Linked DNA regions of Homo sapiens: all the other regions are linked to region 2. The links are chromatin contacts, found by Hi-C or POLR2A ChIA-PET in ENCODE. All regions are on one chromosome and are shown on one strand. Each heading gives the region's core, a stretch centred on a gene start or an enhancer-like site at or near the end of the contact. The rest is flanking DNA. Distances are from core to core; before and after follow the strand shown. Region 1 holds the start of CCDC32 (coiled-coil domain containing 32). Region 2 holds the start of DLL4 (delta like canonical Notch ligand 4). Region 3 holds the start of OIP5-AS1 (OIP5 antisense RNA 1).

Region 1 (4,840 bases), core at 1,445-3,944, 360 kb after region 2:
GCATCATTTCATTAAGATATTTACAGTGAAAGCAGAACCTTATCCAAAAGAAAAGTATGTATTCTTAGCTAGCCTCTTTGCTCCATAGGATTGGGGTGGGAGAATTAAATTAGTTAATTCAAGTAAAATACTTGGACTAGTGCCTGGCAAAACTGTGGAGACAGAAAACATAGCAGAATCTTGTTCCTCCTCCCCTTCTGACCTACTAAATGAGAATCTGCACTTTAACATGATCCTCAGGTGATTTTTCTGCATATTAAAGCTTGAGAAGCACTGGCATAGACCATGTAGAGTAGACATTTGTCATATTCTGTAAACATCCAGCATCTTCCGAACACCCTTCTTTTGGGTGGGGAATTTCTCACATTTCATTACTGCCCCCAAAAGGTAGAAGCCAGAGCCTTCCCACACTCTCTTGCAGCTTGGACATAGGCATTTGACCTGGGCTCTATCTCTTAGACAGAGGCTTTGGTTCAGAGGCACACAGCCGCGGAAGCAGGCTCAGTGTGAAATCCGTGTCTAACAAGGTAGCATTGGAGGCATCTAATCTGGGAGGCCAACAGTCGGGGAGGTTCTTGTGTCAAGTACCCAATCGACGAATAATGCCAGCTATAGATGTTCAGTGGCTGTGGGGTGTTCCCTGAGCAGTCTCTCAGTGAGATTCAGATACTGTCCCTGGCTGTATAGACCTAAAGCCTGACTCTCCACTCACCTTGAGGTTCTGTGAACTATGTAATATTCTCCAATCCTGTGCTATACAATAGGATCACCATTAGCCATGTGCTGTACAATAGCCACATGTGGCTAATTAAATTTAAATTAATTAAAATTTTAACAAGTTTTGAAACAAGATCTCACTCCCATCACCCAGGCTGGAGTGCAGTGGCACGATTTTGGCTCACTGCAGCCTTGACTTCCCAAACTGAAGTGATCCTCCCACCTCAGGCTCCCTAGTAGCTGAGACGACAGACATGTGCCACCATGACTGGCTAATTTTTTGTATTTTTAGTAGAGACGAGGTTTTGCCACATTGCCTAGGGTGGTCTCAAACTGGGCTCAAACAATCCATCCACCTTGGCCTCCCAAAGTGTTAGGATTACAGGCCGGATGTGGTGGCGCAACCTCCGCCTCCTGGGTTCAAGTAGTTCTCCTACCTCAGCCTCCTGAGTAGCTGGGATTACAGGCATGCGCCTCCACGCCCAGTTAATTTTTGTATTTTTAGTAGAAACAGGGTTTCACCATGTTGGCCAGGCTGGTCTCGAACTGCTGATCTCAGGTGATCCACACCCCCTCAGCCTCCCAAAATTCTGGGATTACAGGCATGAGCCACCAAGCCCGGCCAGGAACTGAATTTTAAATTGTATTTTAGCTGGGCGCAGTGGCTCACATCTGTAATCCTAAAACTATGTTGTTTTTGTTGTTGTTGTTTTCTTTTTCTTTCTTTCTTTTTTTTTTTGAGACGGAGTCTTGCTCTGTCACCCAGGCTGGAGTGAGAACTATTTCCTCAGCCAAGTTACTTGGCTACTGATGGTTGGCTGATGTCTTTCATCACGTGTTTCTTGGGAGAGAGTAACTGGTGTTGATCCTGGAAGCTGGGGATGGGGAGGGGTCGATCTCAATGAACAAGCTGGTATCTATCCCCTGAAGGATATCAAAGGTCATCTCCTTTAACAACTACAACAACAAAGCATTCTGACACACACTTCTTATGACCACTCTCTCCTTTATGTACTCTGGCCACACTTCCATCATATACTCTATAATCCTCAACGCCCCCCTCCTTTTTTTTTTTTGAGACAGTCTTGCTCTGTTGCCCAGGTTGGAATGCAGTGGTGCGATCTTGTCTCACTGCAACCTCTGCCTTCCCGGTTCAAGCGATTCTCCTGCCTGAGCCTCCCGAATAGCTAGGATTCCAGGCATGTGCCACCATGCTCAGCTAATTTTTGTACTTTTAGTAGAGACAGAGTTTCACCATGTTTCACCCAGGCTGGTCTCGAACTCCTGACCTCAGGTGATCCACCTGCCTCGGCCTCCTAGAGTACTGGGATTACAGGCGTGAGTCACCGCGCCCGGCTGTCTATCACTGTTTACTGTTATTTGTAAACTTTTATGCCTCCATGGCGGACCCCCTTCCTACACTACTAAGCTGTAAGGATCTCCAGGACTTATATCAAGTCATATGTGTCTTAACTTCACGCTTAACACAATGCTTAGAACACAGCAGGTGCTTGGTATCTATTGACTAAATGAATGAAGGAAAGCTTCATAATTTGATGAATGAGACACGAGTCTCCTGGGAGAGTAAGGAAAGAAGCCGCCGAAGTGCTCTAATTTGGGTAACGAAGGGGTGAAATTTTTAGAAGACAAACACCGACAGAGAAAGTTGTGGAGGAGGTGAACTGGCTCCGGCGACTAGGAAAAGTCAAAAGTCTTGGAAACGACTTCCCTATCCAAGCAGGGACTGGAACCCTGGATCTGCAAGGAATCAACCTGGCCCTCGGGAGGGGAGGGGCAATGCTCAGGGCACGTGACTCCACCGTTTCCCGGCAACCAGAGCCCCGTCCACCGCTCGCCTCTTGCTGCTCCTCACTTCTTCACCACGCTGAGCTCCTCTCGACCAATCGACGCACAGAACATCGTCGGGTGGGAAGGTAGTTGGAGGACTCCTGGGCTCCGTCACTAGGGGACTCCGCCCCTCCCGATTTCCTCCGGGCTACAGGCGACAGAGCTGAGCCAAGCGTTTACTGGGCAGCTGTTACGGTAAGTGAGGAGGGGCTGGGGTGCCCAGCGTTTTGGATCTCCCACTCTGGCCCGGCCCCGGAATACCACATAGAGGCCTTGGGACCTGATTCATCCCGTCCAGACAGCCCTAGAGACCTGAGCGACTGAGGCCTGGGATCTGGACGCCGGAATTTCCTGCGTGGTTCTGGACGCCCTGCCCTGGGGTAAGGGGCCATGCGGGGCTCTGGTGTGAGCAAAGTTTTGGTTTTGGGTGGCTTTAGACGAATTCGGGTTGGGGGTTCACTGTAGCGCTAGACATCAGTTCACCCAGGACCGCCGTGTCATAGCTGTCCCTTTTACTTCCGGCCTTTACGCTGGCTGGGCTCTGTCTCCTGGCATTATTCAGACCTTGCCTCAGGCAGCCTTCCTGATTTCTAAGTCTCCTCTTGAAAGAAGGTGTCAGCCTGTCTCATATGCCTAGATAGTTATAAAAGCCTCCAGGCTCTTTGCGTAGCTTTTCCTACCTGCCCGTGCTTGGGCTGCTTTCGTTATATTTTCCAAACAAGCAGGATGGTATTTGATAAAAACATGGATTCTGGAGCAGCACAGATCTGGTTTTCCTGTCAAGGATTCCCCACATATCAGTAATGTGCCCTAGAGCAAGTTACCCTTCTGAACTTGTTTTTTCATCTGTAAAATGGTGAAAATACCTACCTTTCAGTGATTGTATTAAAATAAGAGCATGAGACATACGGCTGAACTGCATGCGCTGAGCACACAGCCCTTGCATTGTAACAGTACTCTCTGACAGACACTTTTTACCAAGCAGGATCTTCATGTATATGGAACTGTGGAAAGACCTTTAGTCTGTGTTCTGTTGAAAACAGAATTTAGGGGCCGGGCGCGGTGGCTCACGCCTGTAATCCCAGCACTTTGGGAGGCCGAGGCGGGCGGATCACAAGATCAGGAGATCGAGACCACCCTGGCTAAACGGTGAAACCCCGTCTTTACTAAAAAATGCAAAAAATTAGCCGGGCGTGGTGGCGAGTGCCTGTAGTCCCAGCTATTTGGGAGGCTGAGGCAGGAGAATGGCGTGAACCCGGGAGGCGGAGGTTGCAGTGAGCCAAGTTAGCGCCACTGCACTCCAGCCTGGGCGACAGAGCGAGACTCTGTCTCAAAAAAAAAAAAGAAAGAAAGAAAGAAAAAAAAACAGAATTTAATTGACTGGAGATAGAACTGTTGCATTTTGGAGATCTTTGGAGAAAAGTGCAGGCTGGTTGTCCAACCTGGAAATGCCCTACAGATTTGTGTGTGTGTGTGTGTGTGTGTGTGTGTGTTAAAATATATGTAGCATAAAATTGACCATTTTAACTATTTTTGTGTGTATGATTCAGTGGTGTTCACATTGTTGTGCAACCATAACTACCATCCACCTCCAGAACTTTTTCATTTTCCCAAACTGAAACTGTGTACCCATTAAACAGTAATTCCCCATTCTTTCTACCTCCCAGCCCCCAGCTCCCACCATCCTATTTTCTGTATCTATGAATTTGACTACTCAGGTACCTTATATAAGTGGAATCACAGTATCTGCCTTTTGTGTATGGCTTGTAGGAATTCCATTTTTATTTTTATTTTATTTATTTATTTGTGAGACAGGGCCTCGCAATGTCACCCAGGCTGGAGTGCAATGGCGTGATCACCACTCACTGCAGCCTCTATCTCCTGGGCTAAGGTGATCCTCCTACCTCAGCCTCCGGAGTAGCTGGGACTACAGGCATGTGCCACCACACCTGTCTAATTTTTGTATTTTTAGTAGAGATGGGATTTTGCCATGTTTCCCAGGCTGGTCTCGAACTGCTGGCCTCAAATGATCTGACTGCCTCGGCTTCCCAAAGTGTTGGGATTACAGTCGTGAGCCACTGTGCTCAACCTTATGCTGTATTCTTAAAGCCAGTTCTTACTCACTTGAGCTTCTGTTTTATAGCTCAGATTCCAAATGAAAATGTTTGAGAGCGCTGACTCTACAGCCACAAGATCTGGCCAGGATCTCTGGGCTGAAATTTGTTCCTGTCTGCCAAATCCTGAACAAGAAGATGGTGCCAACAATGCATTCTCA
Region 2 (4,840 bases), core at 1,137-3,636:
AAGTTGCCATCTGGCTGGCACACATAGTGGCCGAAGTGGTCATTGCGCTTCTTGCACAGGCGGGAGCAGTTGTCTCCATAGTAGTTGTCACTGCAGATGACCCGGTAAGAGTAGCGCAGCCTTGTGAGGGTGCTGGTTTGCTCATCCAATAACCAGTTCTGACCCACAGCTAGGGAGCCCTGGATGGCGATCTTGCTGATGAGTGCATCTGGTGGCAAGGCCTCTGAGGGGGCAGAGGGTCGGGTCAGGGAAGGGTCGCCAGTCCCCAAGGGTGCCAGTGACGGCTGGCCAATGTCCTTCTTGGCTGTGATGATGGTGATCAGCCAACCAATCAGCCCAGTTATCCAGATGACCCCCGCCTGCCAGCAAGAACAGGCCAGAGGGACCCAAAGCCCCGCTACGTAGCTGCCCTACGTGTGTGCATGTGCAGGGGGCCTGATAGTATTCAAAAAGGGGACAATAGAAGGATGTTAAGATATCCCAGGGTCTTGGAGGCAGATAGGGAGGGGAAAGAGGAAAAGAGGTCAAAATGGAAAAAAGAGAAAAAGAAAGAAAAGCTCCCCAGGCTAGAGAGGACCCTGGGAGCAGGGGGTCCTTTGGTGCCCATTCAGGGGTTCTGCCTCCAGAGGTGGGTAATGGTTTTCTTTTTTCCTTTTCAAAGTGAGAATTGTTGTGCTGCTGAAATATCCTTTTCCTCTGTGTCAGAACAACATCCCAAAGCCATTATTCCCTTTCCAAAGGAGCGGAATTCGCGAAAGGTGTAAAATACAGGAAGGGGCCCGTCAGCGGCGCTGGCAGCTTCAGCCTTTCTCACCGCCGTACTCCCCGCGTTCCCACGCCAAAAATAACCCGCAGGAAACGCAATTGTGCTCTGAGTCCAGGCAGCGAGCGGAATCCGAGCGTCCAGCGCGGGGCGCAGCTCCAGGCCAAGCTAAGCGTCCTGCCTCCCACCCCCAAGCCCGCACTTCCCCCGCCTAGAACAGATTAACTCTTTCGGCGCTGCGCCGTGTCGCCCCCCTGTGGTGGCGGAGCGAGCTACTCACCTGGCCGCAGGTCGTCTCCTGGCGCGTGCCAAGCTTCGATGATGAGCGAGAAGGTACCCTGGGAAAGGGGGTGGGGGGACGGAGAGATGGCGAGATGAGCAAGCGGGGAGAGGTGGGGGTGCCTTGCGGCAGCCTGTTTAATTAATCTAATTGCAGGATTCAGTTACTGCGCCCGGGTCAACATAACGGGGCTGTGCACAGTGTAGCGCTTGAGCAGGGAAGGCGAGAGGAGAACCCCCGGTAGAGGGAGGGTTGAGAGACGGGAGAGTGTAAGGGAGAGCCACTGGAGGAGGGGGTGGTAGGGTACCGCCCCAGAGTGGTAGGTAATGAAAATCGTGTCCCAAGAGCTGGGGACGGGAGGACATAAACTGGGAAGACGGAGACTGGTGAGAGCCTTTTCTGGGATCAGTCTCAGGAGAGAGTCGGGAAGAGCCAGGAAAGAATGCATCCTGGGCTTTTTGGGGGTGGGGGTGTGTGTACAAGGAAATCTGGGGAGGGGGCTTTGGTCCCAGGGCGCCTCCTCTCTCGGCTTCTGCGACCTCCCAGTGCGCCCAGGCTGTGCTCACCGGCCAGGTGAAATTGAAGGGCAGTTGGAGAGGGTTGCGCCCCCCGCCGCTACTGTCGTCCCGGACAGCGAAGGAGTTGGTGCCCAATACCGGCGTGGAGACGGTCCCGAAGGTGCAGGGTCCGGGCGAGACGACCGCCTGGAAGTGCTTAAGGCAGACGCGGAAGAAAGTCCGGCAGCCGGGCTCGCAAGGCCGCCCACTGGCCAGTACGCCGCGCTCGTTGATGAACTCCTGCAGCTGCAGCTGGAAGACGCCGGAGCCGGCCGCGCGCTATTGCACAGGGACCGAGGGAAGGAGGGAGGGGACCGGTCAGCTCAGCTGGTGCCCGGGGCTGAGGCCCAGAGCGCGGCAGAGGGGACGGAGAGGGCGCGGGACGTGTTACCTGCTGCCAAAGTGCCACCAGCAGCAGTAGCGCCCAGCCAGAGGCGCTCCGGGACGCTGCCGCCATCCCCTCGGGCGTCGCTCTCTCCACCCGCGGGCCCTCAATCTGGCTCTGTTCGCGACGCCGCTTTCCCGCGCGTCCGCCAGCCGGCGGGGTCCCTGAAAAGAGGCGCTCCTCTCGGGACGCTGCTCCCCTTTGGCCTTCTCGCTGGCTCCGCTGCAGCTGCCGCTGTAGGTAATCCAGGTGACTACGGCTGGGCGGCGACCGCGCCGAGGACGCGTCTTCTGTCTAATCCTGGGGCTGCAAGCGGGCTAGTGCCGGTGTACGCTGCACCAAGGCGGCTGGGGCTGCGGCTCTTGGCCTCGTGTTCCCGGCCTGCGCGCAGCGCCGCTACTGAAACCTGCGCGCTGGGGGCCTTCCTTATATATATTGGCTCCTCTCCTCGCCGCCTGTCACTCAGACTCATGGTCATTCTCCCCTCCCCTCCCGGCCTCTAGCTGCTACAGTCCCAGCGCCGCCCGGAGGGGGCCTCCGCCCCCGCCGCTCCCCCCTCCCCGTCAGCCAGTCGGGCGCAGGTCCCCGCCCCTCCGTGCCGCTCCCAACCTCTAGGTCCCCCAGCTCTGCGCGTGCCGAGGTGACCAGTCCTCCGTGATGGCGGGGTTAAGGGCTGAGACCCTGGCCGCCGGAGGATAGAGGGGTTGCCCGGTAATGGGGCAGGAGGTGAGTGGGTGGTTCGGGGATGGTCTTGGGGGCGGAGACACTAGGCAGTCCCTGTAGGCTGTGCATCCGCAGCAGGCGCTAGTTACCTAGTGTTCCAAAGCAGGTAAAAAGAACTTAAGCCCGGAATGCAAAAACCAGCGCTAGGGAAATCCGATCTCCTTTTCCTTCCTGGAGCTTCTGGAGCCCTTGTCTCAACGGCCCCCAACCTATGAGTGCCCACCCACCACGCGTCCCCAGCGCAGCAGGGAAGCCAGCAGAAGCGTTAACCTCTCTGTGGCCACTCTGAGCAAGGCTAGGGGCTAAGGGTCTAAGGCTCGGGGCCCTCTCTGTGCACCTGTTGGGCGTCTCCCTCTCTAGCTAAGGGGGGGCGTGCCCAGCGCGTGCCTTCTCCCTTCTGCCCCCTGCCAGGGCTTGGCGCGTGCCAGAGACCCAGACGCGCGGTCCCTGAGGTGGGGGAGGGCGGGGCGTGGTCCCGGAGGTAGGAGGGGGGCGCGTCCTCAGCTGTATGGTAATGAGGTTCTGGCCCCGCCTCCAGCGCGTCCCCTCACCTGAGTCCAGCTTCAGTTCCTGCGCCCACTGCCTCCCCCCACCCCAGCAGCCCCAAGCCCCCGGCCGCGCCCTGTCGCTCAGCTGGGGCAAGGAGGAACTCTCCTGACGCCAGAGTTGGCTCAGGCCACTGGAGAATCAAGGTGAGGGACTGAGGCCGGGTCGGCCCGGGTCCTCGCCTCATAAGGCGGGATGTGGGGTGGAACTGGAGGCTTGCGGAGCTGTTTGAGTTTCAGGCGGCTTCCCAAGTCTCGCCCGAGAGGGTCCCCTGGGTGGCCCCACTCCTCCAAGCGGCAGCAGCGCAGCTGCTTTCTCGGAACCCGGCGTGATCCCCGGAGACCGCAGACCGGGGAGGGCCGGCTTCTCCCAGTCTCAGGGGTGCCGGGGAGCTCTCTCTTTGCGACGCCGAGGGCAGCGGGGGCCCTGTGGCTTCAGCTGTCAGCCCGCCCGCGAGGTGATGGCTGTAGTCGGGCGGTAAGATCAGCGCGGGGGGGGAGCCGGGACGCGGCGCGAACCCGGGGGAGGCGGTAAGGGTGGGGGAGCGGCGAGAAGCCCAACAGCTGCCAATGCCGAGCATGGTCTGATTTTTTTTTTTGAGTTGGGTGGTGGTGGTGGAGGACTGGGGGACGGGTGTGGTGGGGGGGGGAAGGATGAGAAACAAGAGGTTGGGAGCGTGGGTTGGGGGAGGGGCGAGGTGAGGAGACGGGCTCCGGGGTCCCCCACGCACGGCCACCCCTCCCAGCCACCATCTGGCGCGAGCGGGTTGGCGTGGGGAACCGAGGTGGGGCGGGGCGGCAGATGGGCCCAGGCTGCGCTCGGGAGTTAATGTAGGTTATGGGCAGGCGGAGTCCCAGGCCCGAGGGAGGGGGAGTCCGGGGCGTGCCTCCCGGCGATCCTGGCAAGTGGGCTCCCAGATCTTCTCTCCGCCTATACCCTATGGATCCCTGGACTTGCCTCTCTAAGATGCCAGCGGGTGCCCCTTGCTCCCCTCCAAGCTGGCATCCAGCCCTACCTAGCCCTGTCCTCTCTCAACTCCAAATCCTGGCCCAGGAGTTAATAAAAACATCCTCCTTTTCTGGCGCTGGTCCTGCTTACCTGACCCTCAAGGGAGACATCTAGTCCCACACAAGGCATCTCTCCCAATACTGGAAAATCTGGAACACTCTCTACCCTCATACACGCCCAGACTAATGTGCCCAAATGTACTTTGCAAATTATCAAGGACCAAACAAAAGTTGGGATTATTATCTTCAGAGAGGCAGCACCCAGGAGATCCCAGAGATCTAGAAAGGCTCTGACCAGAAGAGGAAAGGGTTAAATTCTCAGCATCAAAAGACATTCATGAAACACCTATTTGCGGAGGCGCTGTCCCAGAAGCTCATTCCCGGGCTAGGACACTGCCACCCTTGGCCCTGGGTACCTACGAGCGCTCCCACACGCTGCGGTCGAGCTTTGCCCACATTTGCTGAGCAGGAGAGGGTCATGCTGCGGGTGGGGAGCCCAGTGCGAAGGCCGCAAGTGTTTCTGTCAGCCCAAAACTGGGGCTGCGCCTTCCTTCTTCTCCCACTCGGGACTTTCGGACT
Region 3 (4,796 bases), core at 1-2,500, 350 kb before region 2:
GAGTGTTTATTGGGCATCGTCTTGCTCGCGCGCGCTCTCCTTGCGTCGTAGGTTGGTTGGAATGCACGTCAATCAATAGCACTCGCCCCACTCTTTCGATCCGGATTGGGTCCCAGAATTGAGGTAACAGGGAGAAATGCTTTTGTAATTCAATTATTAAGAATGTAAAATTTCCGCCGTAGAAGCTGTACCACGTGGTAAGATAGTGTGGCTAGGCCGCGTGACTATTTTAAGCCACTGTTAGGTTAAACTGTAGTACTAATAATTTCATTCTCAGGCCCGAGGGTTTTTGTTTTGTTTTGTTTTTTGAGACAGAGTCTCTCACTGTCGCCCAAGCTGGAGTGCAGTGGCGCGATCTTGACTCACTGCAACCTCCGCCTCCCGGGTTTAAACGATTCTCCTGCCTCAGCCCCTCAAGTAGCTGGGACTACAGGCGCATGCCACCACACCCAGCTAATTTTTGTATTTTTAGTAGAGACGAGATTTCACTACGTTGGCCAGACTGGTGTCGAACTCCTGACCTCAGGTGATCCACCCGCCTCGGTCTCCCGAAGTGCTGGGATTACAGGCATGAGCCACCGCGCCCAGGCTTTTAATCCAGGGGTAGCACAACACCTAGGGAAAAAATTTAATGCTTCCAGTTTGTCTCTGTCTTTGACTCTTAAAGGGCCCAAACGTTGTCCGGCTGTTTACAGCTTTGGTCAATACAGGAGAGAAGGATTCGTCACTTTTCTGAAGGCCCTCCTGCATAGAGGAAACCTGCTGTAACTGGCAGTTTTGTTGTTTGCTACACCCAACTGTAGGGCATCCTTTCTTCTGCATCATTTCCCAGAGGGGCAGGTGTCAGGCCTCTGAGCCCAAGCTAAGCCATCATATCCCCTGTGACCTGCACGTATACATCCAGATGGCCTGAAGCAACTGAAGATCCACAAAGAAGTGAAAATAGCCTTAACTGATGACATTCACCATTGTGATTTGTTTCTGCCCCACCCTAACTGATCAATGTACTTTGTAATCTCCCCACCCTTAAGAAGGTTCTTTGTAATTCTCCCCACCCTTGAGAATGTACTTTGTGAGATCCACCCCCTGCCCACAAAACATTGCTCCTAACTCCACCGCCTATCCCAAAACCTGTAAGAACTAATGATAATCCACCACCCTTTGCTGAACTCTCTTTTCCGACTCATCCCACCTGCACCCAGGTGAAATAAACAGGCTTGTTGTTCACACAAAGCCTGTTTGGTGGTCTCTTCACACGGACACGTGACAGCAGGGAGGGTATACGTGGGGTGGCTCCTCTTCGGGGTTATGACAAGCGAGGCCCAGCGTAGGCAGTGTAGGTCCACTGTGCTTGCCAAACACCAAGAGGGCTGTCATCTGGGTGGATTCTTAGAAATGCAGATTCCTGGCCTGGCACGGTGGCTGTAATCCCAGCACTTTGGGAGGCTGAGGCGGGTGGATCAGCTGAGGTCAGGAGTTCAAGACCAGCCTGGCCAACATGGTGAAACCCCAATCTCTACCAAAAATACAAAAATTAGCCAGGTGTGGTGGCACGTGCCTGTAATCCCAGCTACTCAGGAGGCTGAGGCAGGAGAATTGCTTGAACCTGGGAGGCGGAGGTTGCAGTGAGCCAAGACTGTGCCATTACACTCCAGCCTGGGCAAGAGTGAGACTCCATCTCAAAAAAGAAATGCAAAGAAAAAGCCATGTAAAACCAGAGTATGTCACCGCTGAGGCTGCACATGAATGAGGAGGTGGGCAATTTAAGGAATGGACATATACTGGATTTTTAGGCTTTTTCTACATTTAAGGAGTCAGGGAGTCAAGAATAGAAATTGCGTCTTAGCTGGAATGAATGGGAAGTGGCCACGGCTGACAAAACCATGTCGAAGCCAAAAGTGCTGGCCCCTCGATGAATGTTTCCACTTCATATATCCAGGCAGCAGCAGAGTAGACTGCAGCTGACCGTACAGACATAAACTTGAGTAAGGGAGACACTGTGATTTCAAACTTGAAGGGACTAAGTTACATAAAATTCTTGTAAAATGGACAAAAGTTATTTTGTTTCAACCACAAGTATTTATTGATGGATCGAAGATACAATTTTAATGGAACAATAAGGCACAACCGTGGATTAAAACACTTTGCTATACAGCCAAAAGGGGGGAAAATCTATAACCTTAGGAACTTTATGCCAATCAAGAAGCCTCTAAAGTACCTCTCTAATAGATCAGTATCAGACATTCTTCCCTTTTACATAATTCCTATATTACATCACTTAATCATAAAATCTGACTGATACTTCATAAAGAATTCCTCATTCATTTATATTTGAGCCATCCAGCCTGGCTACTCCCCTGTTCTCCACCCTTTTCCATCACTTTGCAGTGGTATTTTTTAGCAATCTTCAATAGTTTTCCAAAGCAAGGAAACAAGCAAGCAAGCAATGAGTCAGAAAGTCAACCAAGGGCAGATGTGTGGCTAAATACACTCATAGAGACATACATTAGGATAGCAATAGCCTGATTCACTGAAGTCTAAACTAAGCTGACTTGGCAGAAAAGTTGCTGTGGCTCGCTCAAAGATCTGTAATGCCACCTTAGGTTGTGCTACTAGTGCCAGACCTCTTGTTTTTAAGGGATTAGCAGTGGTCTAAACAAGAAGCCAGGGAGCTAATGTAACCAGGCAGCTAATGACACAACAGTCAATGCTTTGGACATGTATTAGGAGCAGACTATGGCTTCCGTCATTAACATTTGCCAAGTGTAAAATTCATAAAGAATTTTGCGGCTGAGCACGGTGGCTCATGCCTGTAATCCCAGCACTTTGGGAGGCCGAGGCAGGAGGATCACCTGAGGTCAGGAGTTCAAGACCAACCTGGCCAACATGGTGAAACTCCCTCTCCACTAAAAATGCAAAAATTACCCAGGTATGGTGGCACACGTCTGTAATCCCAGCTACTTGGGAGGCTGAGGTGGGAGAATTGCTTGAACCCAGGAGGCAGAGGTTGCAGTGAGCCAAGATCACGCCACTGCACTCCAGCCTGGGTGACAGAGTGAGACTCCATCTCAAAAAAAAGAATTTTGTGCAAAACTTCAAGACACTAAGGAAACAATCTTTAAATATTTTGGACTGGGGCCAGGCGTGGTGGCTCACACCTGTAATCCCAGCACTTTGGGAGGCTGAGGCAGGCGGATCACGAGGTCAGGAGTTCGAGACCAGCCTGGCCAACATGGTGAAACCCTGTCTCCACTAAAAATACAAAAAATTAGCCGGGCATGGTGGTGCACACCTGTAATCCCAGCTACTTGGGAGGCTGAGGCAGGAGAATCACTTAAATCCAGGAGGCTGAGGTTGCAGTGAGCGATCGCACCACTGCACTCCAGCCTGGGTGACAGAGCAAGACTCTGTCTCAAAAAAAAAAAAAAAAAAAAAAAAAAATTTGGACTGGGATATTAGGCACTTCCGTAACACTAATATTTCTACTTGGAAATGTGAAGTGGAAAACATTCCAGTGCACATAACACTGAGGCATAAACCATGCTGCAAAGGTGTGAATGCATGAGGCTTTATAGGGTGCCCAGCCTCCTTATTAAATAAAAGCCATGAGAAAGTCCCTAGGCATATTGTCAGAGCAGCCATTCTGGTGGTAACGGTGTCCCCAAACTAAGCAAACCTGTAAGCATACTGCTGCTTTTTCAACAGTCAACATTGCACTAACAAGAGGAGCCACACAGGTACAAAGTTGAGAATCAGAGGCCAGAGATAGAGTGATGTGGGCAAGCAACCTAGAAGACTTGGCTCCATACCTCTCACCAAGGCCACCTTTCAAAAAGGGTATCTCCACCCAGCAGCCTTTGATGACAGAGCAGAGTGCAGAGGATGGTCTCATACTTCTGAGAGAAGTATTGATTACCAAAAAGCTCCTGAAGAGGCAACATCCCAGAGGCCCATTTAATAATGAAGGTAAATAAAAACTGCCAGACCCCTGAACTATCCTGCCAAGTCAGAAATACATATATAGGACATAGCTTGTGGTGCCAAGTAGAACAGAGGAGATTTTGAGGCTTAATGAAAAGCAGAAAGACTGCCAGAGTAAGTGAACAGTATGTTGGAAGACAGGGAAGTAGGAAGCAAAGAACATATAAAAAGGATGAAGAAGCATGCTGGCAGACTCGCTGGAGGGAAGGCAGCAGGGCTACAGTCTACATCTGGTGAAAGAGCTTTGCTGGCTTGTTCTTGGCATGATTGCCTCTCTCACTTTCTCAGACTGGATGGATGTGTGGCATTCAGCAGCAGAATGGGGAAGATGATATTTATAAATGAAGAACTAGTGAATGGATACTGAACAGAAATATATAGGGTGTACCATTCTGTAATGCCCTGTTTATACACCAAAGGCAGGTTTGTGTTGACAGAACATATTTGGGGTTGTCATGCAACAGCAGTAGTACTTTGGGAGAAGGGGAATGAGGGGGTGGAGGTGGAGTTGGTAGAAGGAGGACTTTCAAGTTCCAGTTCTTAAATACTAGACCGCAAGGAACAGTTTGGTCTCCTTTAGTGAAGAAATCGGATGCTCATTTTCTGTTCTACATCCACCTTCTCCAAAACCTGGGGGAGAAAACCAGTAACAGTTACAAAGGTTATGAAGATTACAACACTCCCAAGCTCTTATCTGAGTAATGTTTTCCCCCCTTCCTCCTGTGCAGTAAAACGTAACTTTTTTTTTTTTTTTTGGAGGCAGAGTCTCACTCTGTTGCCAGGCTGGAGTGCAGTGGTGTGGTCTCGGCTCACTG

What was found. Hi-C counts contacts between places; a loop is a spot of excess contacts on that map. ChIA-PET counts read pairs that join two places held with the same protein, here RNA polymerase II (POLR2A). Pooled maps may share reads with other maps.
Region 1: a loop to region 2 is called in a pooled map, with 3 times the contacts of the local background. The contact joins the promoter of CCDC32 here to the promoter of DLL4 in region 2. A Hi-C loop is called at or near these places in 1 of 50 pooled maps. POLR2A ChIA-PET finds 5 or more read pairs at or near these places in 3 of 52 experiments (B cell, Caco-2 and K562).
Region 3: a pooled map shows a loop between it and region 2 (3-fold over the local background). The contact joins the promoter of OIP5-AS1 here to the promoter of DLL4 in region 2. A Hi-C loop is called at or near these places in 4 of 50 pooled maps. POLR2A ChIA-PET finds 5 or more read pairs at or near these places in 2 of 52 experiments (Caco-2 and HEK293).

Annotation. Positions count from the first base shown.
Region 1 is chr15:40,562,896-40,567,735 of GRCh38, reverse strand. CCDC32 (coiled-coil domain containing 32) reads left to right here and starts at 2,694. Exons shown (of 4, transcript NM_001080792.4): 1 at 2,694-2,760; 2 at 4,709-4,840. The coding sequence starts at 4,721. RefSeq lists a silencer at 340-519 and enhancers at 1,472-1,766, 2,246-2,295.
Region 2 is chr15:40,926,886-40,931,725 of GRCh38, reverse strand. It overlaps DLL4 (delta like canonical Notch ligand 4), which reads right to left and starts at 2,386. Exons shown (of 11, transcript NM_019074.4): 1 at 1,992-2,386; 2 at 1,610-1,879; 3 at 1,044-1,101; 4 at 1-223. The coding sequence starts at 2,057. RefSeq lists silencers at 2,492-2,581, 3,175-3,244.
Region 3 is chr15:41,279,151-41,283,946 of GRCh38, reverse strand. OIP5-AS1 (OIP5 antisense RNA 1) reads right to left here and starts at 1,250. Exons shown (of 5, transcript NR_152821.1): 1 at 1,229-1,250. It overlaps CHP1 (calcineurin like EF-hand protein 1), which reads right to left. Exons shown (of 7, transcript NM_007236.5): 7 at 2,060-4,611. The coding sequence ends at 4,558. RefSeq lists an enhancer at 321-1,062.